2 separate regions of the Homo sapiens genome follow, and region 1 is linked to region 2. Evidence: chromatin loops called from intact Hi-C (ENCODE). Cell type or tissue: thyroid gland. All regions are shown on one strand. Links, peaks and the distances in the headings refer to the core of each region. The heading gives the core; the rest is flanking DNA. Region 1 overlaps PAPOLG (poly(A) polymerase gamma). Region 2 has its middle 52 kb from the start of PAPOLG.

The links. Peaks named below come from ENCODE experiments on the same cell type or tissue, not always from the same donor. Only the 100,000 strongest peaks of a DNase experiment are listed, where the experiment ranks them.
Region 1: a loop joins it to region 2, with 2.2 times the contacts of the local background. A loop is called at or near these places in 8 of 110 quality-filtered maps.

What each region holds. Positions count from the first base shown.
Region 1 is chr2:60,796,476-60,812,802 of GRCh38, reverse strand. It overlaps PAPOLG (poly(A) polymerase gamma), which reads right to left. Exons shown (of 22, transcript NM_022894.4): 22 at 10,717-15,741. The coding sequence ends at 15,643. Among named protein-coding and RNA genes, the nearest start is that of PAPOLG, 48 kb to the right of the region's middle. RefSeq lists an enhancer at 5,449-5,548. In thyroid gland, for the core only: a CTCF peak has its summit at 7,255 (motif pointing left); no DNase peak of the experiment used is centred there; H3K27ac peaks cover 1,212 bases.
Region 2 is chr2:60,695,924-60,712,090 of GRCh38, reverse strand. It overlaps the pseudogene RPL26P13. Among named protein-coding and RNA genes, the nearest start is that of PAPOLG, 52 kb to the left of the region's middle. In thyroid gland, for the core only: a CTCF peak has its summit at 4,239 (motif pointing left); no DNase peak of the experiment used is centred there.

The DNA of each region.
Region 1 (16,327 bases), core at 3,969-11,968, 97 kb before region 2:
CCACAGTTCCTGGCTGATAACTCCTATAGTCCTTCTTAGGAGTTATGTGACTCCTAAGTTAAGTGACTAAAACAATAAGCATATCTTTTGTTAAAGTATTTGTCCCTTTGTCCTTGGTTCCTAAAGTAGCTTCAGAATGATAAAGGTGAAAGACAGTGTTTTGTTATAATGTTGGGGCACTTTAGGCCTCAGGAAGCAGAATCTCTTTCTCTGACCTTCTCCTGCGCCCCTTTCACCTGATCTTTTTTTCTCCCCAAGGCAGGCCATAGGAACTAAAAGTATAATCTTCCCCCACCTTTCTGCCTTGGTACTGGTCATAAATAAATTCTCTGGCCTACTTTGTCTGATTGTAGGTTATAAGACCCCCATTTTAGAAGGGGTCGTGCCCCATACCCAGGAGAAAGGAATGCTGCACAGAGGGCCAAGAAGAATCTAAACCGATGGGCCTTGCTGAATTTCCTCACTCAGCCTATTCTTATTAGATTATACCCTTTCGGTCCAATCACATTTCTACATAGTTGTCCAGGCTTCAGTCATGCCTATCCAATGAAGTCTCCAGGCCCAGGAAGACGGGGCATGTCAATCTTCTGAACAGCTGAACTCATGGAGGCTTCCAGGAAGGTGAATAAAAACTCATTAAAGAGGCCAGGCGTGGTGGCTCATGCCTGTAATCCCAGCACTGTGGGAGTCTGAGGCAGGTGGATCACTTGAGGCCAGGAATTTGAGATCAGCCTGGCGAAACTCTGTCTCTACTAAAAACACAAAAATTAGCCGGGTGTGGTGGCAGGTGCATGTAATCTCTGCTACTAGGGTGGATGAGGCAGGATAATTCCTTGAACCCCGGAGGCAGAGGTTGCAGTGAGCCAAGATAGCGCCGCTGCACTCCAGCCTGAGCAAGTCTTAAAATAAATAAATAAATTTTAAAATAAATAAATAAATAAAATAATAAATCAGTAAACGTAAGTGTTTCCCAGAGTTTCATGAGCCACTCCAGCAAATGAATCATGCCTACAGAGGGCATCGTGGGAACCCCAACTTGAAGCTGGTCAGTCTGAAGTTACGGAGGCCTAGACTTGCGACTGGTGTCTGAAGTGGGGGCAGTCTTGTGGGACTGAGCCCTCAACTTGTGGGATCTGATGCTATCTCCAGGTAGATGGTGTCAGTGTCAGAACAAAACTGAATTAGAAGACATCCAGCTGGTGTCCACTGCAGAACTGACTGCTCGCTTGCTGGTGGGGAGATATCTCCACACATTTGCTCACAGAAGTCTTCTGTGCTGATTACTGTGATATGACAGCAGAGGAAAAAGTTTGTTTTTCAATACAGTGCCGAAGATGAAAGCCACATGCTTTTTATAACCTAATATATCAGAAGTGACATCCCATCACTTGTACAGTATCCTTTTTTTTTTTTTTTTGAGGCAGAGTCTCTCTGTCACCCAGGCTGGAGTGCAGTCGCACGATCTCAGTTCACTGCAACCTCTGCCTCCCAGGTTCAAGGGATTCTCATGCCTCAGCCTTTCGAGGAGCTGGGACTACAGGCATGCACCACCACGCCTGGCTAATTTTTGTATTTTTAGTAGAGACAGAGTTTCTTTTTTCTTTCTTTCTTTTTTTTTGAGACGGAGTTTCGTTTTGTTGCCCTTGTCGGAGTGCAATGGCACAATCTCAGCTCACCGCAACCTCTGCCTCCCAGGTTCAAGTGATTCTCCTGCTTCAGCCCCCCGCATAGCTGGGATTACAGGCATGCGCCACCACACCCGGCTAATTTTGCATTTTCAGTAGAGACGGGGTTTCTCCATATTGGTCAGGCTGGTCTCGAACTCCTGACCTGAGGTGATCTGCCTGCCTCGGCCTCCCAAAGTGCTGGGATTACAAGCATGAGCCACCATGCCTGGCCGAGACAGGGTTTCACTATGTTGGCCAGGGTGGTCTCGAACTCCTGACCTAAAATGAGCTGCCTGCCTCGGCCTCCCAAAATGCTGGGATTAAAGGTGTACACCACCACACCCAGCTATGTGAATAGTATTTTATGTGCTAGACGTGGGTCAATAAGTGTAGTGCCCCCTCAAGGGGAGGGGTTACACCAAAGCATGAACACCAGGAGGCACAGATCGTTGGGGGCCATCTTAGAAGCTGCCTACCACAACTTCTCCTCTTCTTTCCATGTTTCTACTTGCCTCCAGGGCCAGTTCCTCAATATGTGCAAATGTCCCTGTCTTCTGGCTCTGGCTCTATAGAGTATCCACCATTGTTCCATTGCCTTCTTCCCCTCAACCTTAAGCCATGTCCATAAATCTCCCAAGTTAAAAATAAACCTTCCCTCCACCTTGATCTATGACCAGTAGTCTCTCCTTCTTTCCCCTGCAACTCTTCTTGAGAATGTGACCTTTCTTCTCTGCAATCACTTCCACCTCCACAGCACTGCTCTGCTAAGGTCATCAGTGACCTCCAAATGCCAAATCACATACATACCTTTTAATCCAAGTCTTAGTTGTCCTCCGCAGCACTGAATGCCATTAACCCTCCTCTTCAGCTTCTCCTGTCTTGCTGACTTCACCTTTTTGGCCTCCTCTATCTTCACTTACCCCTAAATCTGAGATTGTCCAGGCTTTGCCCACACTCCTTGGATTCACTCCCTCTGACTCCCCACCTCCCGTACTTCCAGCACCTCTATGTTCTGATTACTATTGCTGCTGTGAATTTTAGTCTTCCAACTCACATGTGAAAGAAGTAACACAGGTTTTTTTGGGGTTTTTTTGTTTGTTTTGTTTTTGTTTTTTTAGACAGAGTCTTGCTCAGTCTACCTAGGCTGGAGTGCAGTGGCACCATCTCGGTTCACTGCAACCTCTGCCTCCCAGGTTCAAGTGATTCTCCTGTCTCAGGCTCCCGAGTAGCTGGGATTATAGGCGCCCACCACCACGCTTGGCTAATTTTTGTATTTTTAGTAGAGACGGGGTTTCACCATGTTGGCCAGGCTGGTCTCGAACTCCTGACCTCAGGTGATCCACTCACCTCGGTCCCCAAAGTGCTGCGATTACAGGCGTGAGCCACTGCACCTGGCCATGACACACTTCCTGACTTTGTTTAAATCAACTTCAATCTGATATTGAGCCGCCTTCTACTGAGCTGACAGGAAATTAATCTCAGTAATTGCTGAATGTCCCACATTCTACCCAGGGGTGTGCCAAAGTCGGCTCCTCCTGGGAAGTCTTGCTAGGCAAAGGCACTGGTCTTCGGCTCATGCTAATCACTGCTGAGGTGCTTCCTGGTCTGACTGCATTGTCCCTTGAGGTTTAATAGCCTTGCTGCTTAGAGCAGAGGAACCTTTGGCAAAGTGAATGCTCCCAGGCCTGGGGTCCAGCCTTCCTAACTACACAGATCAAACCACCCCCTTTAGGACTTGTCACCTCCACCAGTGACCTGACATGGAGCAGCACCCAGACCCCAGTCTGCTGTAACCTGCTATTTCCTCTCTCCCAATCCCAGGGTGACTCTCTTCTCTCTCCTCTTGCAACTCTCAAAGTCCCCACCCCACGAACACCAAACAAAGACAACCAGTATCTGTTCTTTACCCTGCAAAAACATCTCAGGAAAGGAACTAGGCCTGGCCACCAGCTTGGAATGCAGAGAAGGGAAAAACAGCAAACAAAACACAAATTAGCCTGGCACGGTGGCTCACACCTGTGATCCCAACACTTAGGGAGGCTGAGGTGGGAGGATCACTTGAGGCCAGGAGTTTGAGACCAGCCTGGGCAACATAGGGAGACCACAATTCTCCAAAAAAAATTTTTTTTAAAGCTGGGCATAGTCTCAGCTACTTGGGAGGCTGAGGCAGAAGGATCGCTTGAGCCCAGGAGGTCAACACTGCAGTGAGCCGGGATCACACCACTGCACTCCAGTCTGGGCAAGAGAATGAGCCTCTGTTCCAAAAAACAAACCAACCCACACAAATTAATACTGTTGGGAGCCTGCCAGTGGGATTCAATACACGACACTCTCTTTTCTCCCTTGTGAGTTTAGGACACAGACGGAGTCCAAAACATTTGCCTTATTACTAATACAGCTCATTGAAGACAGCGGCTTTGAGTGTGCTCCAAGCACGGGCTCTTCACAGTCAAGGCCACCCGCAGACACAGCAGAGCCACTGCGCAGGGCGGGAAAAACGTAAAAGGGAGGAGCCACAGGGTGTGGCCGCACATGCTTAGTTCCCTCCCCAAGCTGACCAATCGGGTAAGCCACCCCTCCTGCTTGTCAGGGCAAAGCCCAGAGCGGCCCGGAGTTCCTGCAGCAGGTCTGGGGAGGTAGGAACCGAGATTCCCGCTTAACAAATATCCATAAAGATGAGTCTGTCACGCTGTGAAGCCTGGACATCCAGCCAAGGCCTCTCTCTAGGGCTCCAGACCAATACTTCCCATGGTCTACCGTACATCTCCACGTGGATGGCCATGAGGCTAGCTCCAGTTCAACACCCCCAAATCTAAATTCAGGTACCCTCTCCCGCAGCCCTCCCCTGGTATCTCAGAGTTGATTAATGACAATACAGTCAGCCTTCCAGTCCAAGGAAGGTGGGCACCCTCCTCCACTCTTCCCTGAATACAGTTTGTCAGCGACCCCATCCTTTCTACCTCCAAAGTTTGGAACGTATTCCTTTATGTTACTTTAGTTTCTTCTCCCCATACTGCAGGAGCCTCCTTATCCTTACCATCTCCATGCCTCTGTCTTTTCCTCTCCCTCTCTTGTCCATGGGAAGCAGGACTCTGTCTACATTCCAGCCTCATACCTTTTCCCCAAATGCAACTAATGCTCCTTTCACACAGCCCTACTACAACATCCAATTTCCAGAACCTTTCCAGCCTTCCACCTCCCCCAGCTTTCACCTGGAAAACTCTTAATTGGCCTACAACATTCAGCTCTGGGGTTGTTGTTCCCCAACACCATCCCTGACCAAGGCAGAATTAAGGGGTCCCTCTGCAGTGCTCCCAACAGCACAGCATAACCTAGATATTTGTCAGCTAACTTTCTACCAGTCTGAGAGGTCCTTCAGTGTAGGGACAGGTTTAAATCTTGTTTATGCTCTGGGTGCCTAGCTAGCTCAATGCCAGGTGGATGCTAGGGGCTCGATAAACATTTATGGAATGAATAGCCATGTCCCACGGGCCCCATCAATTTAACCTTGTCAAGCCCATAGCATCTTTTCTTCTCTGCTTCCCCACGCCCTTCACCTGGTGACCTTGGTGCAGCTAATTGGTTGAAGAGTGCACAGGGAATTTAATGGTGCTTTCCCTCTGGTGTGCTCAGCTGGAGGCAGGCAAAGCAGGCTTCTCAGCAGGCAGTGAGTGGGCCATGCTAGGGGAGTGACTGCTTTGTGCAACCTCGGGGCCTCCTGCAAATCAGACTCAATCGCCTTCACTTCCTGTGCTTAGGGAGATTAGATACTGCCTAATCAACGCCAATTTTTTTTCTTTTCTTAATATTTGAAACTACCAAGTACCAGTTGCCATCCTAGTGGGTGGCTTTCAGAAATCCCCTCTTTTCTGGTGTTTGACTTCTTGTGAGTTTCAAGAAACCAATCTATTTGGAAAGAACCTGCACATAGAAGTTCTTTGAACTGCTGAGAAGCCCTGGCAGGAAGTGACTTGGGATCTGGGTTAGACAGTTTTGTCTCACTCCCAGGAGAGGTGGGAGTAATGAGATACAGTTGCATCTGTGTGTGGGCGTGGCTTTAGATCATTCCTGTGGCCATCTCTCCATGTGTGGCCCATTTTCTAGATCTAGTCAGAGCTGAAATTAGGATGGCTGTTTCTGCTATAGAACATCTATTACACATTGGTGCTGCACTTTGCCAGGCATTCTGGGAGTCCTGGGCTGGCAGAGATGAGCCTGATAAGCTTTTTCATCTCAGTTTAATGTTATAATCTTTTGTTGTTTGTTTTTTTGAGACAAGGTCTCACTGTCACCCGGGATGGAATGCAGTGGTGTGATCACCGCTCACTGCAGCCTCAACCTCCCAGGCTCAGATGATTCTCCTCCCTCAGCCTCCCGAGCAGCTGGGACCACAGGCATGTGACACCATGCCCGGCTAATTTTTTAATTATTTGTTGAGACAGGGTCTTCCTATGTTGCGCGGGTTGGCCTTGAACTCCTGGGATCAAGTGATCCATCTGCCTTGGCCTCCCGAAGTGCTAGGATTACAGGTATGAGCCACCATGCCTGGCCCTATTATAATCTTTAAGTGAACTAAAGTACTCAGTGAAAAACTTTTTTCTTTTCTTTTTTTGCCAGAGACAGGATCTCACTTAGTTGCCTAGGCTGGAATGTGGTGGCACAATCATAGCTCACTGTAACCTTCAACTCTTGGGCTCAAGCAAACCTCCTTCCTCAACCTCCCAAGTAGCTGGGACTACAGGCACATACCACCATGCTTGGCTGATGTTTTCTTTTGTAGAGACAGGAGTCTCACTGTGTTGCCCAGGCTGGTCTTGAACTCCTGGCTTCAAGTGATCCTCTCGCCTTAACCTCCCAAAGTGTTGAGATTACAGGCATGAACCACTGAGCCAGGCCTTCAGGGAAACTTTGTAAGAATTCAATGAGTTCTACACATTTCTCTGAATAAAACTGTTTTGAGAGGTATACTTGGAGAAGGGCTTGGTAACAGGGCAAAGGCCATGTATTTTCACACTATTGCACAGGAGGTGGAGATCTATTCCTCAGTCTGGCTGGAGAGACAGACACTGGCCTTCTTCCCCGATTCTTGTGATGTATTTTTAGGAGAAGGGACGCTCACTGTGGGTCAAGCACGATGCATAGTGTATGACATATGCTATTTCATGTAACTCATCATGCCACAAAAAAACTCTTGAACTCCACTTTATACTAGGAACTTTTGGATTGCCTCTTTTAATCCATTTAGCAGCTTTTTGGGTGTAGAGTCTGTTATGATCGTCACCACTTTTTCAGAAGAGAAAACTGAGGGACTGAGGCATTAACTTCCACCATTTCTTATAGTCAATAAGTAAGTGCTAGAGCTGGCAACTGAGGCTAGGCCATTGAACTACAGAGCCTCTTAAACCCTTCATTTTTTGTCATATGAAATAAGTGTTGAGATTCCACTTTACAGATTAGTAACCTTGAACCCAAAGGTTAAGCAATTTGTCCAAGGTCTCACAGGTGGTAAGAGATGTAGCTGAGGTATCTACGTAGGTCTGTGGGCTTCAAAGTCTGCAACATTCTCCTACCCCCTACTGGTTAGACAGTGGATATATTAGTTTAAAAGTCAAAAAGTTCAGCTGGGCGCGGCAGCTCACGTCTGTAATCCTGGCACTTTGGGAGGCCGAGGCGGGCAGATCTCCTGAGGTCAGGAGTTCGAGACCAGCCTGGCCAACATGGCGAAACTCTGTCTCTATTAAAAATACAAAAATTAGTTGGGCATGGTGGCACATGCCTGTAATTCCAGCTACTCAGGAGGCTGAGACAGGAGAATCACTTGAACCTGGGAAACAGAGGTTATAGTGAGCTGAGATTGTGCCAGTGCACTCCAGCCTGGGCAACAGACCGAGACTCTGTCTCAAAAAAAAAAAAAAAAAAAAAAAAATCTACTTTCCTATTTCTCATTCTTGATATCTGCTCCCTAGAGGCAAACATTTTCATAATTTTAAGACTTTTCTCCTACTGATTACTTACAAATTTCTAAATAACTTGCATATATTATCCTAGATTTTTGTCTTAGATATTTACTACTCACTGCCACTGAAGATGAGGATTTCACTCTCACACCCTGTCCTACCTCCCTCCCCGATTCTTCCGAATATAGTTACAATTTTTGGCTAGTTCAATATTCTCTATTCTCTACTTGTAAAGACTATGTGACCATTCACAGCCAAGCCACTGATGGCAGCAGTGGCCCACCTGGAGCGGCTGCAGCAGGGAAGGTGCGGCCAGGGCTGCGTGTGCCATGGAGCCAGCAGGAGCCTGGAACAGGCGGGACCCCTGCCCACTTCTGAATTGGAAGGGCAGGAGCCTGATGTTCCTGGGTGCAGCTGCAGCCACCCAGTCACGACTGCGGACCCAGGCATCCCTAGCTTTTAGGGACCTGGGAAGCCCCTCTTCCCCGACAGGCTCGGAAGTGCCTGCTCCCGCTGCTTGGCCTTTCCCTGCTCCCGGCTCCCACTCCAGGGTAGAGCAAAGTTGGAGCCGAGCTTGGGTGCTGTCACGACCCGGCCAGGTGTGTGTGCGCCCGGAGTGGCGCCGACACACCAGCCCCCTGCTGCCTAAGCCCCTCCGGACTTTGGGCACCGAGGAGCACAGGATGGGGGCCAAGGGGGTACTGACGGTGGCTCCACGTGGGCCTGCAGGTGCCCCTTGGTAGGAACAGCCTGGGCACCTGCCTGCCTCAGCCTCCCACAGTGCTGGGATTACAGGTGTGAGCCACTGTGCCCGGCACAGACAACGTGTCTTAATGGCCTCAGGAAGTTTTGTTTGCCTTCTTGCATCTTAGTTCCTTCATTGGGCTTCTCTTTAAGATAATCCTATTTAAATTTAAAAACAAAACAATCCTACCCCTCAAACCAAACAAGGACTCATGTGTTTTCCTCTTAAATATTTTCTGGGTATTCACTACATAAAGATTTTTGGATAAAGCTCACTTTCTTTTTTTTTTTTTTTTTTTTTTTTAAGACATGGAATCTCACTCTATCACCCAGGGTGGAGTGGAGTGGCGTGATCATAGCTCACTGCGGCCTTGACCTGCTGGGCTCCAGCAGTCTGTCCACCTCAGCCTCTTGAGTAGCTGGGACTACAGGTGAGCACCACCACACTGGGCTAATTTTATTTGTAGAGACACTATGTTGGCCAGGCTGGTCTTCAGCTCCTGGCTTCAAGCGATCCTCCTTCCTTGGTCTCCCAAAGTGCTGGGATTACGGGCATGAGCCACTGTGCTTGGCCGGAGGTCACTATTCTCAAACCTACAATCTTGTCAGGGGAAACAGGTAAACTGAGCATTACACAAGTCAGAATAATTTAAACGTTCAAACGTACAAGTAACATACTGAAAAGGTAAGAGTCTGGCTAGGGTATCATGGAAGTCTCTATGCAGCAGTAAGCCAAAAATGTCAATAATCAAAGATTGGCAAGGAAGGCCCTGAAGTATATATTTTTAAACACTATCCATTAAAACAGTTTGGTTGGATCATATGGTTTGAAAGATGGTTTTTAGGATAGGGGATTAAAAAGCAGTACATTATTTTATTTTTATTTTTTGAGATGGAGTCTCACTCTGTCTCCCCCAGGCTGGAGTGCAGTTGTGCGATCTTGGCTCACTGCAGCCTCTGCCTCCCGGGTTCAAGTGATTCTCCTGTCTCAGCCTCTCAAGTAGCAGGGATTACAGGTGCATGCCACTACCACCTGGCTAATTTTTGTATTTTTAGTAGAGACGGAGTTTCACCATGTTGGCCAGGCTGATCTTGAACTCCTGACCTCAGGCCATCCACCCGCCTCAGCCTCCCAAAGTGCTGGGATTACAGGAGTGAGCCACCATGCCTGGCCCAATATATTTTTCTTTATTTTTTGAGACAGGATCTCACTCTGTTGCCCAGGCGGGAGTGCAGTGGCATGATCTCGGCTCACAGCAACTCTGCCTCACAGGCTCAAGCAATTCTGCCTCAGCCTCCTGAGTAGCTGGGATTACAGGTGCATGCCACTACCACCTGGCTAATTTTTGTATTTTTAGTAGAGACGGGACTTCACCATCTTGGCCAGGCTGGTCTTGAACTCCTGACCTCAAATGATCCACCTGCCTCAGCCTCCCAGCGTGCTAGGATTACAGGTGTGAGCCACTGCACCCGACCCCAATACGTTTTATTTTTGTCCTTAGTACTGTAACACATTTGGATCCACGAAGAACCTGTTATGATGTTAATTGACTTTAGAAAACATTTTATCACAGCATGGTAATTGTGTTAGTATGTTATGTCCTAGGAGCAGTGAGTTGCCCCAACCAGAAATTTACACTCCAGAGATGGCCACCTAGCAATCCAATCGAGAAGCCCACACTTCAAAAGTGACTACTAGAAGCCCTTGTTATCCATAGCTCAATCAATGCAGACTTTGCCAATTAGCTTAATAAATGTCAAATGTGTTTCCATTGGTGACATGAACAGCTTGCTAGTAATACTAACGACGCAGACACAAGCTCTTATTTGTGAATTCAGCACTAGCACATGGATTGGCTAAAAACCAGTCACTGTCCATTCTTACAAGAGGTTTAAGAATGTAACGAGCCCTGTAACCTGTACTTGTATGCATAGTACCCACAGCTTGATCCTGTGTCCAGCCATTATTAGTACGGAGGACTGATTGCCTGATCCTGATCAGAAGGGTGACAGAATTTTGCCCCTAGTGCTTGACATAGACACCTCAAGTGGCCTTTTCATGAAAGGGTGGTCAGACCACCAAAAGGGACAGAAAGCTGGGACACTCCATTAAGGTTATAGAGCAGACTGTATAAACTGTTGTGCCACCGCTTGCTGATAAACGTTTAATAAATGATTCTGTGTGATGCACATTAGGTCTGAGCTTTGCATTCATACTAAGTGGGTAGTAGATACCATTATCTACCAAAAAGAGTCTGAGTGGTAAATGACAAAATTGGTTGTCACTGAAAAGTTAAGACTTCTGGTACTTTTGAGTTAGTCCCAAATAACATCACTCAATCATCACCTATTTATCAAAGCAATTTTATTTGATTACTTATTCCAGGCAAATAATGAGGTTCATGTGTACAACTAAGAAATCAGACAATCCAAATAAAAGGCAGGGTAAATTAATATGAACTACACAAACAGCTAGCTAGAAAGGAACAGCAGCTCCATTCATTTTACATAGTACTGTAGAGTGATGTAGCACCATTAATCTCAAAGATATCCTAAGTACTTTCTAAGATAAGTACGTGGGTCTTTGTTCAAATGTAGCAATAGCTTAAAACTTATAGCAAGCTTGATGATCATCTTATGTTCAACTAATTTCAAATATAAAAGTATATCCGAAAAATTATTTCAGAAAAAATAGGGGCTGGGCACGGTGGCTCACGCCTGTAATCCCAGAACTTTGGGAGGCCGAGGCGGGTGCATCACTGGAGGTCAGGAGTTTGAGACCAGCCTGGCCAACATGTTGAAACCCCATCTCTACAAAAATTAGCCAGGCCCACATGGTGGCGGGCGCCTGTAGTCCCAGCTACTTGGGAGGCTGAGGTAGGAGAATCGCTTGCACCTGGGAGGTGGAGGTTGCAATGAGCCAAGATTGCGCCACTGCATTCCAGCCTGGGTGACGGAGCGAGACTCCATCTTAAAAAAAAAGAAAAGAAAAAATAGACAATTTGGGGGATGACGTGACCTTATGCAATTGGAAAAAAAAAACCATTATTGAGACTGGTTTTCTTCCATCATCTGCACTATTTGCTACTATGACCAATTTAAATTCTAAGCTTTGGATGATTTAATAGGTAGTTATTTGAACACACATACAATTTTATTTATACAAAGTTTTTTTTTTTCCCTAAACTATCACTTTTATATTTATTGGTCTGTTTAGTTTGTTCTGGCCTGAACTACAAACATGGAGGAGCAAGAGAGTTTTCATGCTACAGAACTCAACATTTTGGGATCTTTAATGATTTATTCTATTTTCTACCATTTCTAATGATCATTCTAAGCTATTGTACTGTGATAATATTGGGTTGAAATTTGTTGAACTAAAGTTTGACCCTGTTAACGAATCTAAGTTATCATGAGGCCATCTGTAAATCTGAGATTAAGCATTTTTCTAAATACCGAGGACTTTACAGTTTCATTTTAGGTTATAAACTTAGAAATTCAGAATTCCAGAGTCCCTCACCAGCCCATTTTACTAGTTAGGAGCCACAGCACATTTTCAGAAATATACCACAGCAAAATCAAAAGTAGAAAATTATATAATATTCCAGGATTATTCAATCCTGGTGGTTCCTAACCCTAACTCCCATACTTTTGCCACTTCGAGAAGCTGATCTAAACTATGCACTTTCCCCAAGAAAAATGCATGTAAACTAGAACTTCTTATACACAATTATAAAGGATTCCCTAAGGGTTCATGATTCTCAAGTTAGGAATTCCTATTTCAAAGGTGTGGAACATAGTGGAAAATAAGTTTAGCCCATTTTGATATTGCCCATCTTTACCTAATTGCTACTATAGTGAAGTAAGCATTTTAATAATGCTACTAAATTGCTGCTTTAAAACAAAGCACTCATTTTAAACACTAACATAGATTTTTAAAATTCATTCTCCTGGCTGGGCACAGTAGCTTATGCCTGTAATCCCAGCACTTAGGGTGGCCGAAGCAGCCAGATCACTTGAGGTGAGGAGTTCAAGACCACCCTGGCCAACATGGTGAAATCCCATTTCTACTGAAAATACGAAAATTAGCTGGGCATGGCACAGGCCTGTAATTCCAGCTACTTGGGAGGCTGAGGCAAGAGAATCACTTGAACCCGGGAGGCAGAGGTTGCAGTGAGGTGAGATCATGCCACTGTGCTCCAGACTGGGTGACAGAGTGAAACTCTTGTCTTCATAAAAAAATAAAAAATAAAAAAATAATAATTCTCCTGTCCCAGTTTTACAAAGTTTTAAGCCATGTACCTCTATCTTGAATTGGTTAAGTCCCTAAGGTTTAAGCTAGCAGGTAATTGTTTTCCTTTCATACATATTCTCCAGAGCTACTGAAAAATGAGCAAATTAAAATGTAATGCCCTTGTGAAAATGAACATGTGTCTATATACTGAAGAACAGATTATTTGACTTCATAAAATATACTTCTAGGTATTTTTTCACACTTGAAAACAAACACGGCCGGGTGCGGTGGTTCACGCCTGTAATCCCAGCACTTTGGGACGCCGAGGCAGGTGGATCACCTGAGGTCACAAGTTCGAGACCAGCCTGGCCAACATGGTGAAACGCTGTCTGTACTAAAAATACAAAAATTAGCTGGGCGAGGTGGTGGGTGCCTGTAATCCCAGCTACTTGGGAGGCTGAGGCAAGAGAATAGCTTGAACTCGGGAGGTGAAGGTTGCAGTGAGCCGAGATTGGGCTACTGCACTCCAGCCTGGGCAACAAGAGCAAAACTCTGTCTCAAACAAAACAAAACAAAACAAAACAAAACAAAACAAACACATGTACTTAGTGCCTCTCATCATAACACAAAATCCCAGATCATACTTTCTCCTTTTTTACTTGGAACTAGTACAATGGAAGCTTCCCACCAAGTTAACGAAATGTACTCAAAGTTCTACCTACTGGTCAGGATAGAAAATATTTTATTTCTGACAAACCCCACCATCTCAAAAGTATTTTATCAACTCCTCAGTTACCAAACAGGTTGAAGAATGCTATCTTTGAGGACTCTAATGTTGACTCATTGACATGTTGAATGGGCTCCTTAATCTAAAATAAATGCCTATCCTATAGTACAAGGTTAGACTTGTTGCTTCCTTATTAAAGAAAAACTCCACTAGTCACTCCAAAGATCTATTTACATAATGGGGTAAACATGGATACAGAAGGAATTCCTAAAGATACTTTGAAGGCTGATTTAAAAGCAAAAGATATGAAATGCAGAAATGCATACACATCCAGTATATAAAATTTAATCAAATTCCTTACTAAAGCTTTCAAAAGTTGAAGTCAGGTGATAATTCTTCGGTTCTTTCATAATCATTCATTTTTGCTCAAATAGACTATTTGTAGAACAATCCCAAAACATCTGAATAAAGGGAAAGAGTCAGCTAAGACAACAGCTTTGCCAAGGAAGCTTCAACTTGGTTATGTGATTTTATTCTTATCTTTTGCTGCTATATAAAAAGGGAATAATAGAACAAACATTTTTTTCCTTGTTGTTCTTTACTTCTAAGACTCTTTTCATGTTTTCCATGGTACAAGGTAAACATTAGAATTTACATTTTGGAGACCTAAGGGGCAATGAACAGGAGTGGGACCTGGAGGATACGGCTCTCTGGCAATTCAAGAATTTCAACTCAATGGTAAAGGGCTTGCAAGAGAAAATGGACTGCTATTTCTCCACTTGCTAGATGGCATCCCGTGAGTCCTATAATACACGAGGTGTCTTCCCCACACTACTCAATGTACCATTTTGGGTTTTTCCTACTGGACCTACTAAATGCTGAGTGAAATCTAAAGAAGGTGGTAGATACTAGCATTCCTGGCTGTGTAATCTATACATTTTCATTTTAAATATAGTAATTCAAGCATAATCCATATTTAAAAAATTAGACTAAGGAGAGACAATAAAGGTTTTAAACGTTTCTCTTTGAAAAGATGGTATCTTACAGTACATACAAAAATACTCTGAAAATACATACGACTTCATTTACAAAACACTGAATCAACATATTACAAGAATTACATGGTTATGGATTTTAATAAACTGAGCATGCATTCATGAAACTTAAAAAATATTAAGAAATGCATTGAAAAAAGCAGCGTAAAAAAAGACAACTCATATAGTTAAATAAAAATTACAAAGGTCCTGAGCCAATTAATGGTTGGTAACAATGTCATTCAAAATGCCTTTAGGTTTCAATAAAATCCACTGCTTATTTCTGCATGCCTAGTCCGTGAAGAAACTATTTGAAGTTGTGGGGTAAATAATGATCAGGAATTATCATGCCAAGTTAATTTTACACCTCAAAAATACAAGTGTGCCATACTTAAAGGTTATCTTATTGTTGATGCTGGAATGAGTTGCTCCTCAGTAAAAAATACCAGTCAACTAACAAGAATGGCATGAAATAGGATATGTAACAATTTTACCATTCATATACTGACTTTCAGTATCCTGGTTATATTTTGATTTTTAATAAAGATGCATTTCAAAGGCCTCCATGGGAGGCAAAATATAGAGAATTTATGGTGCCCAACTCTTATGTAATCACTGGACTAATCTTCCCTGGTAACTATGCAACATTTGGACAGAAAGGCACACAAAAAAGTTTAAATATTTCATGTGCCAATCTGGAAAAAAATAATTTAAATCAACAGAACAGACAGTACATCTACACAAATGAGGAAAGCAGAAAAGATACCTCACATTCATTTATCTCAGGTTTCAAAGTGGCTTCAATGCTAAAGTAAATGTATTAACATTTGGAAAATACAAGACAATTTTTTTGTTTGTTTTCAATTTTTTTAGCTCTATACAATGATTACAACATAAGACAAAAAAAGAAAAACACAAAAAACAAAACAAAAAAGGAGTTCAGGACTTGTTATCAGTGTCCAAGTGGCTAAGAACTGGTTCCCATAACAAGCATTGAAAGTTAAGGCAGTAAAACCCCCAAATGCAAAGCTGTAATACTGTAGATGGCAATTTGACAGCAGGTGATCCTCAGAGAAGTGTATGTAGCAATCAGTGAGAGAATGCTACAGCATCTACAGGTCAAAGTTTGACAGTTCAAAAACCACTTCAAGGTTATTAGACTGAAGGCTGTCACTTTCACCTTATTTCACGTATGACAGCCACTTCTATTTAAAAAACAAGTGGCTGCATCTATGCCACTAAATGATTGCTTGTTCACTTAAGTGAGGAGGCACTGCTTTTACCGATTAAGGGTCAGTCGAATGGAATTTTTGATGACACGGATGTTGTTTGCTGGAACTGGAGATGATGAATCTGGTAGTTCTTTACTGGGTAGTCTCTATTAGAAAGAAAGAGGAAACAAAAAAGGAAAAGCACATCATATATATTATAAAGGCCCAGCTAGAAAGTCAGTCACAAAACTTGGGGAGTTTTTCTCCCAAACCCTCTAGCTCCTAAACACTCAAGTATGCAATGAATATTTCCTTCCGTGTTCATAGGGAACTCTTGCTTTCGGAACTGCTACTTCTTTTTACAGTCAGAGGTGAAAAGCAGAGGGATAAGAGAAAGGGTAGAAGTGGCAGGAGTGTGAATATGTACAGGAAAAGAGGAACTGCCATGCCTGGATCAAGAAATGCATAAAGAACACAGTCCTTAAGGTCAAGCAAAGAAAAAAAAAAGGAAGTTCATGGTGACTAAACAGGAAGCTCTTGGGGTGTGAAGTGAAAAATGAGTGTGTGCAGTAGAGAAAAATTTAATATCTGAGAGTTATGTCCCTCAATTTGTTTCTGTAATACATTCATGAAGAAGACCACTGACTCAATCTGTGAGATACTTAAGTTCTCAGGAAAACTGAACTTTGTACTTAGGCTAGATAACTTTGATGGTTATGAAATTCAGGGACATCGGTTTGAGGGATTCTGAGG
Region 2 (16,167 bases), core at 1-8,000:
ATTAGCCGGGCGTGGTGGCGGGCGCCTGTAGTCCCAGCTACTCGGGAGGCTGAGGCAGGAGAATGGCGTGAACCCAGGAGGCGGAGCTTGCAGTGAGCCGAGATCGCGCCACTGCACTCCAGCCTGGGTGACAGAGCGAGACTCCGTCTCAGAAAATAAAAAAGATTATTTTATTCCTGCACCTTCCCTATTGTTTCTTTCTTGTATTTGCCATTTTCCTTTCCTACTTGGCGAGATTTGGCTTTCCGTTCAAGGATCTTTTTGTGGCCTTTGTCAAGTTTTAGTCTAGTGATAACCACCTTGCTGGGTGAATGCCCACAGGGACAGCTATGCTGTTAGCCTTTTCCCACTGCACCCGTTCAATGTAGATGGCATATTTCTTCCTGTAAACCTGGATTATTTGGCCAATTTGCTGACCCTTACAGTGTCCTCGCGCAACCTGAACTTCGTCATCCTTTTGGATGGTCTTCGATCGAACATTGTACTTTTGTCTCAGCTCTTTGGAAAGAGGGGAAGACATAATCTTTCTGCGAGTGTGGGAAGGTGCATTGAAATGCCTTTTGCAGTTCTTGCTTCGGTCAGAAGTCACAAAGGGATTGTACTTCATTTTGGCTGCTCCACCTTTGGTGATGGCTGCAAAGGTTTAATAAATCTTATTTATGGGAAGGTATAGTGGGTTGAATGGTGGCCCCCCCAAAAGGTATGTCTACATCCCAACCCCCAGAACCTGTAAATGTGAGCTTATTTGGAAAAGAATCTTTGTAGATGTAATTAAGGATCTCAAGAGGAGATCATCCTGGATTACCTGGATTACCTAGGGGAAGAGAAAAGCAGAGGCAGATTTGAGACAGGTACAGAGAAGGCCATGGGAAGGTGGAGGCAGAGATTGAAGTTGTCCAACCAAGGAACGCCTGGAGCCACCAGAAGCTGGAAGCAGCAGGGAAGGATTCTCCCGGGAGCCTTCAGAGGGAGCATGGCCCCACCTATCCCTTCACTTCGGACTTCTAGACTCCAGGACTGAGAGAGGCTATATTCTGTTTGAAGCCATCAGGTCTGTGGCACTCCACCACAGCAGCTGCAGGAAAGGAGAAGAGAAGGGCTCAGTGGAGCCACGCTGTAGCTGTGAGCAGTGACTCAGATTGACTGGAAAAGGAGGATGTTTGGTCATTTCGGACAAGTTCCTGGTTCTGTTTTTGTTTGGTTCATCACAGTCACAGGGTGGCCTTGTCTGATGTGGATGTTCTGTGACATTACGTTCAGCAGGAAACTATGAAGTCCAGCTGTGTGCCAGGCCAGCTCCTGGAAGAACCAAGGCCTGGCTGGGCATCTGGGGCTGCCTTTCTTTCTCTCATATGTGAAGCTGGGTGTTCTTTATGGACTTCAACCAAAACAACACATCCCGACAGACTGAATGCAGACGCTATGAGAATCCAGCTCTTTTCTATTCAGCCAGATGTTAAAAAGATTTGTCAAAATGTAAAACAATGCCATTTTCTCCCCCATCCCTTTTTTTTTAAAATGGCATTTTTTTTCCACAAAAATTTTGTTTATGAGAACATGTAATGGGTTTTTAATTATTGTTATTTTATTTTATATTTTCTATTTTTTGTAGAGACAGGGTCTTACTACGTTCCCATGCTGGTCTTGAACTTCTGGCCTCAAATGATCCTCCTACCTTGGCCTCCCAAAGTGTTGGGATTATAGACATGAGCCACCTGGCCTATTGTTATTTTTAAATTTATTTAATATGTTCATAGATAAAACATCTTTCAGTTTTAATTTCTAATATAGTAAATATTGGTAAATATAACCCGAATAAACACAAGCTCATTGAGTCCTCAGTAATTTTAAGTGTGTAAATATAACTTATACATATAATATTTAAGTATGTTCAGGGGTTCAGAGACCAAAAATTTTCAGTACTACTTACCTAGTTCACTGTCAATCTTTGTAAATGCATGCGTGCTTGTCTACTTATTGGAGACGGTGTTCTATATTTGTCCACTAGATCAAGCTTGCTAAATATGTTCTCATCATCTATATCTTTTTTTTTTTTTTTTGAGACGGAGTCTTGCTCTGTTGCCCCGGCTCACTGCAACCTTCACCTCCCGGGTTCAAGTGACTTTCCTGCCTCAGCCTCCCGAGTAGCTGGGTGCATGCCACCATGCCTAGCTAATTTTTATATTTTTAGTAGTGATGGGGTTTTGCCATGTTGGCCAGGCTGGTCTTGAACTCCTGGCCTCAAGTGATCTGCCCATTTTGGCCTCCCAAAGTGCTGGAATTACAGGCATGAGCCACCATGCCTTTACATGTTTTCAACACATTTAATTAAGCCAGATTGTGTGGCTTACTCCCTGTGTAACCTAGGGCAATTTACTAATTCCCTCAGGACCTTGTTTTTCTCATTCATTATCTACTGATAATAATAGTGCTATCTTGTAAAGTAGTTATCAATAAATATTTGCTATTGTTATCTTCACTAGCAGTGTTTAGTGTAGGAGCAACAAAAAGGGACAATGGTTGGATTTATACAGTTGGGGTTTTGACTGGGCAACAGGGAAGAAAGATAAGTGGGTAAGGATATTGAGGAGCTCAGAAAAATAATAGTGGGAGTGTAGGTTGGATAGGAAAAGAAGTGGAAGGCTGAGCTGTGAGGAGCAAATGCAGTGGAAGCTTAGTGAGAGGCAGGAGATAGTATGGGGAATGGGGACTGAGTAAACTGGAGAGACAATTACTAGGGCCCATGTGAGGTCCAATGTGAGATCCCAGTTGTGGGCGCAATGAAGGGGTGAGTGGAATGGACAAGTTATCCGCACAGAATAGGGTGGTACTGGATTGACATGAGAACCCAAAGTCTTCTGTGCTGGCTTGACCAGTAGGTAAACAAGGGGTGGTGGAGCACCAGAATGACACAAATCTCCCAGCAGAAGTGATGCCTTGAGAGCGGTGCTGGCAGCTGGGCAAATGCTAATCCTGCTTAGGATATTGGGGCCTTGGGAGAACCTGCCACCTTTCCTGGAGACAAAGGCAGGGGAGCCAGACCTTCTTCAGGACAGCCAGCTTTCAGTCATGGCAAGAAACTAAGCAGTTTCCTATGGGAGGGGTGCTGACAATGTTGGAGGTAGGTTTACTGTGCGAGCAGTGGGCCAGTGGGTCAATGGAGAGAAAACACAGGGACCTTCCATCTGGAGCAGTGGCTGAGGATGGGAAGGGTGGGAAGCATGCTGGCATAGACTGGCCAAGACTCTAAATGATATTCTAGACAGCATGGCTCAGCTTAGAACCCAAAGTAGCATTGGTTTCTTTTCTTTTTTCTCTTATTTTCTTTTTTTTCTTTTTTTTTTCTTTTTTTTTTTTTGCTATGAAGTCTCATTCTATCCCCCAGGCTGGAGTGCAGTGGTATAATCTCGGCTCACTACAACCACCGCCTCCCAGGTTCAAGCGATTTTCCTGCCTCAGCCTCCTGTGTAGCTGGGATTACAGGCACCTGGGTAATTTGTCTATTTTTAGTATAGACGGGCTTTCGCCACGTTGGCCAAGCTGGTCTCGAACTCCCGGCCTCAAGTGATCTGCCTGCCTCAGTCTTCCAAAGTGTTGGGATTACAGGTGTGAGCCACCGTGCCTGGCTTTCCCCCCTCATCTTAAGATCTGCTTCTAAGTGTTGACTTATTTTTATTTTTGAGACAGTCTCCCTCTGTCCCACAGGCTGGAGTGCAGTGACAAGATCTCGGCTCACTGTAATCTCCATCTCCCAGGCTGAAGCGATTCTTGTGCCTCAGCCTCCCAAGTAGCTGTGGCCACAGGCTCTGGCCAACACGCCTGGTTAATTTTTTTGTAGTTTCAGTAGAGACAGGGTTTCACCATGTTGGCCAGGCTGGGCTCCAACTCCTGGCCTCGAGTGATCCGCCCATTTCGGCCTCCCAAAGCGCTCGGACTACAGGCATGAGCCACCGCTCCTGGCCTAGTGTTGGGTCTCTTAATGGTTTTAGGCAAGGAGGGGCAGTTACAGATAGGTCAAGGAGAAAGAGCACTTTCTAAGTAACGTGCTGCCCTGCTGAAGAATAGTCTGTCCCACGAGGTAGTGACTTCATCATATATTGTTTGTTTTTAAAGAAGTGGGATGGACATCTGTCAGGGAAGCTGAAAGTAGGGTTGGGCTGCAGAACTTCAAAAAATTCTAACTCTGAAAAATCTGAAATTTCAGAGTATAGTATTTGGCTATGACCCCCTCTAGTGGCCATTGTGCAGAATTAACCATAATACAAACATTTCAGAACTGAACTCAAAATTTCAAACCTCAAGACTAGCTAGGGTTTGTGGCTTTTAGGGAATATCCTAAATTCTGTTATGTGGATAATTCTGCATGAAATCCATCGAGGTGTCTTGGCTTTTACTGTTTGAATCACATTAATGATTTTTTCTAAATCAGAGGCAGCTGTATCAGGAAGACATCGCTGGCTGGTAGACTTCTGCACCAGGCACATAAAGTCTAGGAGAGCAAAACAAATCAGATTCCTGTCTTCATGGTGTTTACATTCTTGTATGGGGAACAGATGATCAATAACCGGTCAATAAGAAAGTAAGACTCTGATTAATGTTATGGCAGGAAATAGGCAGAGTGTGGTGACAAGGACTAAGGAGGCTGACCTACTTGCATAGGGCACTCAGGGAAGGTTTCTTTAAAGAGGTGACATTTAAATGAGAAGAGGCAGAAGAATATCCCAGGCAGGCAAAACAATAGATACAAAGGACCTGTGGTAGGAACAGCTCATCTAGGAGCTGATGGAAGGCTGACATACCTGGAAAACGAAATTAGCAAATGGCATAAGGCCTGGGTTGTGGCTGGAGGACACCCCAAGGGCCAGATCATACCAGTTCTTGAAGACCATGGGAAACCTCAAAAGCCATGGGAAATTCAGTTTTGATAACTTTCATCCCATCTTAACAGATTGTGTTTATTTATTTATTTATTTATTTATTTATTTATTTGAGATGGAGTCTCGCTCTGTCGCTCAGGTTGGCGTGCAGTGGCACTATCTCTGCTCACTGCAACCTCTGCCTCCCAGGCTCAAGTGATTGATTCTCCTGCCTCAGTCTCCCGAGTAGCTGGGACTACTGGTGCACACCACCACACCCAGCTTATTTTTGTATTTTTAGTAGTGATGGGGTTTCGCCATGTTGGCAGTGGCTGGTCTTGAACTCCTGGCCTCAAATGATCCGCCTGCCTTGGCTTGCCGAAGTGGTGGGATTACAGGCATGAGCCACCGCGCCCAGCCTGTATTTATTTAAAAATTAATTTTATTGAAATTATCTGTACCCATACTTTGCTTCTAAATGGAATAAATATTTTTTAAAAACTTGAATTTGATTTCATATTAACTGATTTTATCTGTTGGTTTCTAAGACCATAGATTTCTTTTGTACTAAACATTCTTTCTCTACCAGCATTGGGTAGTGAATTTAGACAGGTAATATTGAATTGGAAACAGCAGGTTCTTTGTTGGAAAACATAGTACATTATTCTCTAGAAGAGAACATCATCAAGGCACTGACCTCTTTCTAAGGAGGAACTGGAGAGAGTTTTCTCTTTTCATGAAGACAGCTTCTGTGCTTGAACTACTTCATCCAAAAAGAGACTTACTAGAATTAGCCAAGCCCCAAAGTATGAGAGTTTTTCTGCAATGTGAAAAACTTAACATTGTTTTACTTTGTCAGGGAATTTCAGAAATGAGTTAAAAATTTAAAGCTCAATGTAGATTAGTCAGCTTCTTTTGATCTAAATATTTCTTAATTTAGAAGCACTGTGAAAAATGAGGATGACGAATGCTAGACAAAGCCAACACTATTAAGTTTATAAAAGAAAAACATTCAGCATGACTTCAAGGTTGGTGGATGGCACGCATACAGCCAGTGGGCCCATTGTGCTATGTGTGAGCAAACTGTGTGGTTGTGCCAAGGGGATCGCCTTACCTACCTGTGCTGTGTGTCAGCACCCGAGTGGTCTGACAGACTGATAGTAAAGCTCACTTTATTAGATAATACAAGAAATGTGGATATGTTAATTTCTCAGTCAGAAAGTATAGTACTGTCCTGTGGCACAAAATGGGCAATTGTAAGAATGGTAATTGTTGAGAAGGAGGAAGGGAAGAGGGAGAGAAGAGGCATCAGTGGGATTGACTCTGGTATTGAAGGTGACGAGGCATGAGGAAAAGAACACTAGAATTGCCTACTGCCACTGCCACCCAACTGGAGGTAAAGATTCTGTCTGTCAGTATACATGCACTTAATGAGGCCAAGACTCAGCCAGCTACTCAGTCATCTATAGGGAGTGGGAGCAATAATTCTACAACTGGGTATCTTCAAATTCTAGCCAAGATTAAACTTTTTTTGGTTGCAAATTAAATATTCTAAAAAAGAAACTATTTAGCTTGTTGTGGTGGCATGCACCTGCAGTCCCAGCTACTCAGGTGGCTGAGGTGAGAGGATTGTTTGAGACCAAGAGTTCAAGGCTGCAGTTGAGCTATGATAATGCCACTGCACTCCAACCTGGGTGATAGAGCAAGACCCTGCCTCAAAACAAAACAAAACAAAACAAAACAAAACAAAACAAACCCCAAAAAACCAACATTAGTACAGTTTGGAGCATCCAAATCATCCATATAATACCTTTGTGAGCACTGCCATGTGATTTTAATGCCCAAGTTCGCTCTTTTATATACAATCAAGATCATGCTAAGTGATATTTAACTGTTTTGTTTATATGTATAGAATTATTTTATTGGTTTCCATAAAGTGCATATTTGACACTAAAAATAAAATTTAAGCCAGGTGTGGTGGTGTGTCGCTATAGTCCCAGCTACTTGGTAGGCTGAGGTGGGAGGGTCATTTGAGCCCAAGAGTTCCAGACCAGCCTGGGCAACATCATGGGACTCTATCTGTTAAAAGCAAAGCAAAACAAAACAAAACAACAACAACAAAACAAATGGTGCTGGAACACGTGGACATTTATAGGTCAATAAAAAAAGGAACAATAAGTAAATATAAAAATTTGCCTTTTGTTGTTCATTCCAACTAAAACCATGCAGTCTTGCTCAGTCAGCTCATGCTGTGTTTATCTCTGGGATACAATATGGCTAAACTGGCCTAATAAAGGTAGAGATTCTGTCAGTTAGTATATGCTCACTTAATGAGACCAAGACCCCGTCAGCTACTCAGAAGGTCTATGGATCACATTACTTACAACCCTGAACCTAGGTAATAAGTGCATGGATAGAGCACCAGAAGCCTCTAGATTTGGTCAATGTGCTGGCTAATCAAGCTGTGCTTATAGGTCAAGTTGAAAGTAAATGCTGGTACAGGAGCAGACAGTCCTAAAGGTATCCTCTCTGCCAGGAATACTCCAGACCTGCCGGTTCCCATGGCTTCTACTTTCTCAACTTCAATGTCACATTCTCAAAAGGAAAAATTAAAGGATACTATCCATATAAGGAAAACAAATGGAAATAAAAATGCAGCTCTTGAAAGAGAAGTCAATAGCTGGGACAAACTCAGATCAGAAAGGATTAGAATATTAGTAGATTGGAAAGGAGAACTGAGGAAATTAAACATTTTAAAATTCTAGCATTGAAAAAAATCTAGAATTAAATAATATGCATCCTGAAATGAAAGTGCATCCCAAATACCAAGCAGAATATATGAAAATAAGCCCACGCACTGGCCACATTGTGACACTACATCAGAGATAAATAGAAAAATCTTCGAAGCTGGCCAGGAGCGGTGGCTCACGCTTATAATCCCAGCACTTTGGGAGGCCAAGGAGGGCAGATCACCTGAGGTCAGGAGTTTGAGACCAGCCTGGCTAACATGGCAAAACCCCATCTCTATTAAAAATACAAAAAAAATTAGCCAGATGTGGTGGCACGCGCCTGTAATCCCAGCTACTTGGGAGGCTGAGGCAGGAGAATCTCTTGAACCCGGGAAGCAGAGGTTGCAATGAGCCAAGATCACTCCATTGCACTCTAGCCTGGACAACAAGAGTGAAACTCCGTCTCAGAAAAAATAAAAATAAAAATCTTAGAAGTGACCAGAAGGAGGAAGAAAACCAATTATCTACACAGGAATGACAACTACATTGACAGCTGGCTTCTCATCAACAATGATAGATGCCGGAAGACAAAGACGTAAAATTATGAAAGTGTTTGTTGAGAAAAAAAAAACAACCATCAACCTAGAATTGTATGCCCCGTTAAACTATCATTCAAAAATAAAAGTAAAACTTGTCACAGGCTCTCAGTGAAGAGATGGTTAAGAATCTCCTCAAGAAGAAAAGTGCACCCAGAGGGAAAGCATGGCATACAAACATAAGCAACCAACTGACTGAAAGACTAAGCACAGGTGCAGATGAAATATATCAGGATAGGTATTTATGTGGCTGAACAGTCCCCCATAAAACACATTTTTGTATGTTTTTATAAAACAATAAAAATAATAACTCCCCTCAATAAAAAGATCATGGCTGAGTGCAGTGACTCATGCCTGTAATCCTAATACTCTAGGAGGCTGAGGTGGGAGGATTGCTTGAGGCCAGGAGTTCCAGGTTACAGTGAACTATGATTGTGCTGGTGTGCTCCGGCCTGGTCGACAGAGTGAGACCCAGTCTCTTAAAAAACAACAAAAAAGGGCCAGGCGTGGTGGCTCACGCCTGTAATCCCAGCACTTTGGGAGGCCAGGGTGGGCGGCTCACGAGGTCAGGAGTTCGAGACCAGCCTGAACAACATGGTGAAACCTCGTCTCTACTAAAAATACAAAAATTAGCCGGGCATAGTGGCGCATGCCTGTAGTCCCAGCTACTCGGGAGGCTGAGGCAGGAGAATCGCTTGAACTCGGGAAGCGGAGGTTGCAGTGAGTCAAGATCATGCCATTGCACTCCAGCTTGGGCAACAGGGAGACTTCATCTCAAAAACAAAACAAAAGATTGTGTGTATGTTCAATAGATAGTTTATTCTAAGTCCTGTAAAATACTGTAGTCATTACCCTGCTTTAGCAATAATTAACATTTTGCCAACTTTCTTTTTTTTTTTTGAGACAGAGTTTCGCTCTTGTCACCCACGCTGGAGTGCAGTGGCGTCATTTCGGTTCACTGTAACCTCTGCTTCCTGGGTTCAAGCGATTCTCCTGCCTCAGCCTCCCAACTAGCTGAGACTACAGGCACCTGCCAGCATGCTCTGCAAATTTTGTATTTTTAGTAGAGGTGGGGTTTCATCATGTTGGCCAGGCTGGTCTTGAACTCCTGACCTCAGGTGATTCACCTGCCTCAGCCTCCTAAAGTGCTGGAATTACAAGTGTGAAGCACTGTGCCCAGCCTTTATGTGCTTTTTATAATCAGTAAGAGGATACAAATAGGAAGTAATTTTAGATGTTATTGAAAACTTATGGTGAAGAATATAGGCTAAATATTTGACCAGGCAATGTGGCTCACACCTGTAATCCCAGCACTGTGGGAGGCCAAGGCAGGAGGATCACTTGAGCCCAGGAGTTCAAGACCAGCGTGGGCAAAATGGCAGAATTCCATCTCTATAAAAAGATACAAAAATCAGCCAGGCGTGGTGGTGAGTGCCTGTGGTCACTCGTACTTGGGAGGCTGAGGTAGGCGGATTGCTTGAGCCCCTGGAGGTGGAGATTGCACTGCACTCCATCCTAGGCAACAGAGTGAGACTCTGTTTCAAAAACAAAAACAAAAACAAAAACAAAATACAGATTTTGAAAGTGAAGTAAAGTTGTAAAAATTTATCAGTGCAACAGAAGACAGGGAAGAAAAGAGAAAAAACTGACAAAAAGAATTGCAAATAGTAAAGAAAAAAAATGATGGTAGAAATAAGTCTATATAGATTACTGAAACAACAAATATAAGTAAATTAAATTCATACATCGAAAGACAAGTAGCTACCAGATTTGATTATGCTTCTTACAATAGGTACATCTATAACAGAATGACATAGGAAGGTTTAAACTAAAGGAAGGTAATAATACTCAAGAAAAACATAACCTGGGCCAGGTGTGGTGACTCACGCTTGTAATCTGGACCTTTCTCTTAATTTTGCTGTGAACCAAAAACTGCTTAAAAATATATATTAAGGCTGGGCACGGTGGCTCATGCCTGTGATTCCAGCACTTTGGGAGGCTGAGGCAGGCGGATCACTTGAGTTCAGGAGTTCAAGACCAGCCTGGACAACATGATGAAACCCCATCTCTACTAAAAATACAAAAATTAGCCGGGCGTGGTTGTGCGCGCCTGTAATCCCAGCTACTCAGGAGGCTGAGGCAGGAGAATTGCTTGAACCTGGGAGGCGGAGGTTGCAGAGAGCCGAGATGGGGCCACTGCACTCCAGCCTGGATGACAGAGCAAGAGTCTGTCTCAAAAAAAAAAAAAAAAGCCCCATTATGTTAGCTACATGTTATACTGCATTATTATAAATTGCACAAGGAGAAACAGTACATAGATAGATTTACTCATGTTTATATATATATATATATATATTTCTTTTTTTTTTTCTTGTTTTGCTCTTGTTGTCCAGGCTGGAGTGCAGTTGCAGGACCTCGGCTCGCCACAAACTTTGCCTCCTGGGTTCAAGCCATTCTTCTGCCTCAGCCTCCTAAGTAGCTGGGATTACAGGTATGCGCCACCACACCTGGCTACTTTTTGTATTCTTAGTAGAGACAGGGTTTCTCCACATTGGTCAGACTGGTCTCGAACTCCCGATATCAGGTGATCCACCTGCCTCGACCTCCCAAAGTGCTGGGATTACAGGTGTGAGCCACCATCCCCAGCTGGGCTCAAGTCTTAATTGTGATACTTACTCGAATATATTGGGTGAGTCTCAATGTCTTTAAACCTCAATTTCTTCATTTGTAAAGTGGAATTAATGATGGTCCTTCAGGAGTGACTAGAGTATGCTGAAATTTTTGTACAATGTGGATATACAGTAATTAATATTTGCTATTAATATATAAATCATAAATGAGCCAATGCATATAGAAGTAGTTTGAAAATTGTTAAGAGTTATACAGTTATTAACGATAATCATCTTTACCACAAGTCTTATTTTGGTTCTTGAAACTGTATTATTTCCAAAGTCCTGAACCCTCAAGGAACTCTGATTATATGCAGGTTGGTTGATCTCAGCTGGACTGAACAAACCATTGAGAGATGAGCTACCTTTGATAGAGTCTACTTGATGCGGATTACACAGCTGATTATATAGGCTGATTACATAAAGGCCTTAAGAGGGACTAGTTCTCTTAGGGCATCCCAGTGCCTTTTAGTACTATACATCTTAAGTGTCCCAACAAATGAGGTCCTTTGACAGAGAGTGGTAGAAAGAGCAAAGGACAAAGGACACATGAGAACCAACGTTATCAGCTTTGTTCTCTTTTATGTTTGCCTAGGCTGATTCTAGACAGAGAAATCCTAAGTATTAGTTAGGGTTCTTCAGAAAAACAGAACCAATAGGATCTATCTATCTATCATCTATCTATCTCTCTCTATATATCTATATCTTGGTTCTCAGGTCTTCAAACTCAGACTGGGGCTTACACCATTGGCCCCTGGTTCTCAGGCTTTGGAGCTTGGACTGAAACTACACCACCAACTTTCCTGGGCCTCCAGCTTGCAGACTGTGGATCATGGGACTGCTCCATACTCAAGTGAGCCAATCCCTCATACAAAACCTCTATCTGGCTGGGTGCGGTGGCTCACTCCTGTAATCCCATCACTTTGGGAGGCTGAGGCAGACAGATCACATGAGGTCAGGAGTTCAAGACCAGCCTGGCCAACATGGTGAAACCCTGTCTCTACTAAAAATACAAAAATTAGCCGGGCGTGGTGGTGGGCACCTGTAATCCCAGCTACTCAGGAGGCTGAGGCAGGAGAATCGCTTGAATCTGGGAGGTGGAGGTTGTAGTGAGCCGAGATTGTGCCACTGCACTCCAGCCTGGGTGACAGAGCAAGACTCTGTCTCAAAAACAAAAAACAAAACAAAACAAAACACAAAGCACACATCTGAGCCCAGAGTTGGAGACGCTTGCTGAAGAAGAATCCAGGGGAAGGTGAAGTAGTTGCAGGTCAGCTGATGCTCTCCATGCCAAAGAGATGAGCCAACAGATACACAACATTGTGTGTGAACTACAAAAGTGCCTGCTTCCACCTTTTCCGCATAAAAATTAAAATGGCTTTGTTTCACTTCTGCCTCTGAAACCTCATGCAGAAGTGTCTCTTGAGGCCCACCTTAACTGGAAACAAATTGGGAAAGGAATTCTGGGAAATGTAGTTCAGGCTAGTCAAGTTGACGCATTACAGAGGCACGACATACATACCATTTTTGTCTCTTACACAAATGCTACCATGCTGTATACATTCTTTTGCACCTTGCTTAGAGGTCCTACCAAATTCTTTTTTTTCTTTTTCTTTTCTTTTTTGAGACCGAGTTTCCCTCTTGTTGCCCAGGCTGGAGTGCAGTGGCGCAATCTCAGCTCACTGCAACCTCCACCTCCTGGGTTCAAGCAATTTTCCTGCTTCAGCCTCCCGAGTGGCTGGGATTACAGGCGTGCGCCACCACGCCTGGCTAATTTTGTATTTTTAGTAGAGACAGGGTTTTGCCATGTCGGTCAGGCTGGTCTTGAACTCCTGACCTCAGGTGATCCACCTGCCTCGGCCTCCCAAAGTGTTGGGATTACAGACATGAGCCACCACGCCTGGCCCAAATTTTTATATACAGATTTATGGCTTTTTTTTTTTTTTTTTTTTTTTTTTTCAGTGGTGGTACAGTATTCCATTGTGTTTGGGTTGTTCCAATCCTTTGCTATTTCAAACAGTGCTTCAATGAATTGCCTTGTGCATATGTCATTTTGCATGTGTGCAAGCATATCTGTATGATAAGTCCCTGGAAGTTCAATTTCTCAGCCAAATGGTTTCTGCATTTAATTAGGAGATATACCTAATGCTAAATGACGAGTTAATGGGTGCAGCACACCAACATGGCACATGTATACATATGTAACAAACCTGCACATTGTGCACATATGTACCCTAAAACTTAAAGTATAATAATAATAATAATAAAACAAAAAAAATAAAAGATTTGCAGAGGAAAAAGAATACTTATCTATTGTCTAATTGTTCTTTATAGAGGTTATATCAATTTCCTCTCCTGTTAAGTAAAATATAACAGTGCCTGGTTTCCCATACTTGTAACACAGTATATGACCAAAGCTGTTTATCTTTGTACATTTTATAGGTAAAAATTTATATTTCAGCATAGCAGTGTGATTGTAATTTGCATTTTTCTTATTATGAATGGGTTTGATCTCTAGGGGATATTTCTGGGTAGGGAAAGGAAAGAATAAGTTTAGAAATTTCAATTTGAGTTAGATTCAATGTCCCTTTAAAAAGTTATCTTTAAAATACTGGCCCCTTAGGCCGGGCGCGGTGGCTCACGCCTGTAATCCCAGCACTTTGGGAGGCCAAGGCAGGCAGATCATGAGGTCAGGAGATCGAGACCATCCTGGCTAACGCGGTGAAACCCCGTCTCTACTAAAAACACAAAAAATTAGCCAGGCGCGGTGGTGGGCGCCTGTAGTCCCAGCTACTCGGGAGGCTGAGGCAGGAGAATGGCGTGAACCTGGGAGGGGGAGCTTGCAGTGAGCTGAGATAGCGCCACTGCACTCCGGCCTGGGCCTGGGAGACAGGGCGAGACTCCGTCTCAAAATAAAAAAAAAACAAAAAACAAAAAACAAAAACAACAACAAAAAAACTGGCCCCTCTTCTTCCAAAACACATTTGATATTAAAGAACTTCTCGTTAGTAACAAATGATAATACTGATGAGAAATAGTACAATTTTACTATACAGCTCCATTATTTTAGTGAAAAGCAGAGTAAAGTTCAAACTAAAGTGGCTAAACCTGCTTTTATCCCAGTTTACAGTAAAAATATGTACATATTTGGATTGAATGAGGAAAATCTTGTATAAATACCTGGTTTACTGAAATTAAACATCTTTAGAACAATCTTGGATTGTATTAGTCTGAATAACAAGGCATAGATACTAGAAAAAAATTTCTAGGACATCTCTGGATGATCATTAATAACAAAATATGAAATATATTCTACATCCCAGGTGTCCCGTGTAGATCAAAGTTATCTAACACAAGTTTGGAGTTAAGTATCATAATCTGTTCCTGTTAGAGATGGCCAGATTCTCTCATGTTTTTAGTTCTTTCATTCTTAGAAAAAGATTTACAATTTGAATGGAAAGTAATTGATAATCCAAATATGTCATTAGGTATAGCTGGCAAAATATTAATGGTTCACTTTATAACTTAAGTATCTGCATATGACTTTTGTATATTTTATTGTTTCCTAGTTGAAGATTATCCGATTTAGTAGAAATTTTTTAACATTTCAGCTTTCATTCTCTAAACTCTGTCTTCTTCCTGGAAGAACTCTGTTCTACTCAATGAGAACAAAACAGCTCCCTCCTGGGAAAGCTCTTTTCAAAAGTAAGTGCATACATAGCCTGGCCACATAGTTGGTGTTTATAGTGGCGTTACATTTATTAAAGACATTCAGGCCGGGCGCAGTTGCTCATGCCTGTAATCCTAGCACTTTGGGAGGCTGGGGCAGGCAGATTTCACCAGCCTGGCCAACATGGTAAAACCCTAACTCTATCAAAAATACAAAAATTACCCGGGTGTAGTGGTGCACGCCTGTAATCCCAGCTACTCAGGAGGCTGAGGCAGGAGAGTCGCTTGAATCTGGGAGGCGGAGGTTGCACTGAGCAGAGATCATGCCACTGCACTCCAGACTGGGCAACAGAGCAAGACTCTGTCTTAAAAAAAAAAAAAGAATAAAGGAGAGAGCAGGCCGGGCGTGGTGGCTCACGCCTGTAATCCCAGCACTTTGGGAGGCCGAGGCGGGTGGATCACGAGGTCAGGAGATTGAGACCATCCTGGCTAACGCGATGAAACCCCATTTCTACTAAAAATACAAAAAATTAGCCGGGCGAGGTGGTGGGCGCCTGCAGTGAGCTGAGATCACGCCACTGCACTCCAGCCTGGGTGACAGAGTGAGACTCAGTCTCAAAAAAAAAAAAAAGGAGAGAGCCCTGAATTTCTAACTCAACTTCTCAGGGAAGCTTCAAATGTCCCTATATCTTCTTGGATTTTTAAGTGATATCCAAGTAAGTGAGACAAAGATTCTCTGGGATCTAATAGGGCAATGAAGGCAGATATTTTAATGAAGGTGAGAAATTGTGGGTTTGGACACAGGTAGCACTTTTTGATACTCATTGATGAGCTTAAGAATCTCAAAGATATTCAGGAAGTTTAAAAGGCCTTGTAGAAAAAAGGGGTTTTCAGGGACAGAATTATGGTGTCCATAAGAAAACACATCACATACACCAACCCCCTGAAATAGCTAACCTTTGCCTAAGGATGCAAAACAGACTTTCTTGGATTTCTCAGTAAATCCCTGAGGTAATAGGGTACGCTGAACACAGTGAATATTTAAAGAAAGGATCTCTTTGGAGCTTCTGCCAATAAAATATTCTCTAAGTCAAAGAGTAGCCTCACCTCTCAGCTTCTTAATAATGAAAGTGCTGGTCAGAGTAACAGCCTTTGGGCATCCTCAGTGTTAGGAAAAGACTGACCAGTGCTTGTGTATCCTCTAGGAAAGTGTTCTTTTCTCATGCTTTAAAAAATTAATTTCCCCCAGTCTTGATCAGGGGACTATAATTTTGAAAAATTCTACATTTCACTTTAGAACTACTTATTCTGCCAATCTTGATGAAAATAGTGACTGTCTCCTACTGAAGAGTGGAAGGCTTCTTATAGCTGTGTTAAGAACAAGAAAGGATTCTTCTTTTTCTTTGTTCTTTTGCAATAAATTAGAAACAAATGGTTAACAATAAGATGTAAAAATATTAGAGAAAATGTTGAAAGGAGAAAATAAGCCACTCATAATTATGTTGCCTGAGCATAGCAGTTACTCTTTTTGTTTTTGAATGTTGCCTGTTGGCCTTTACTTAAATATGTACATATTTTGGGCATAGTTGCAAGAGATGTTTTTGGCAAGTATTAAGTCACTTTATGTATATTTCGTGCTAGGTCTTTA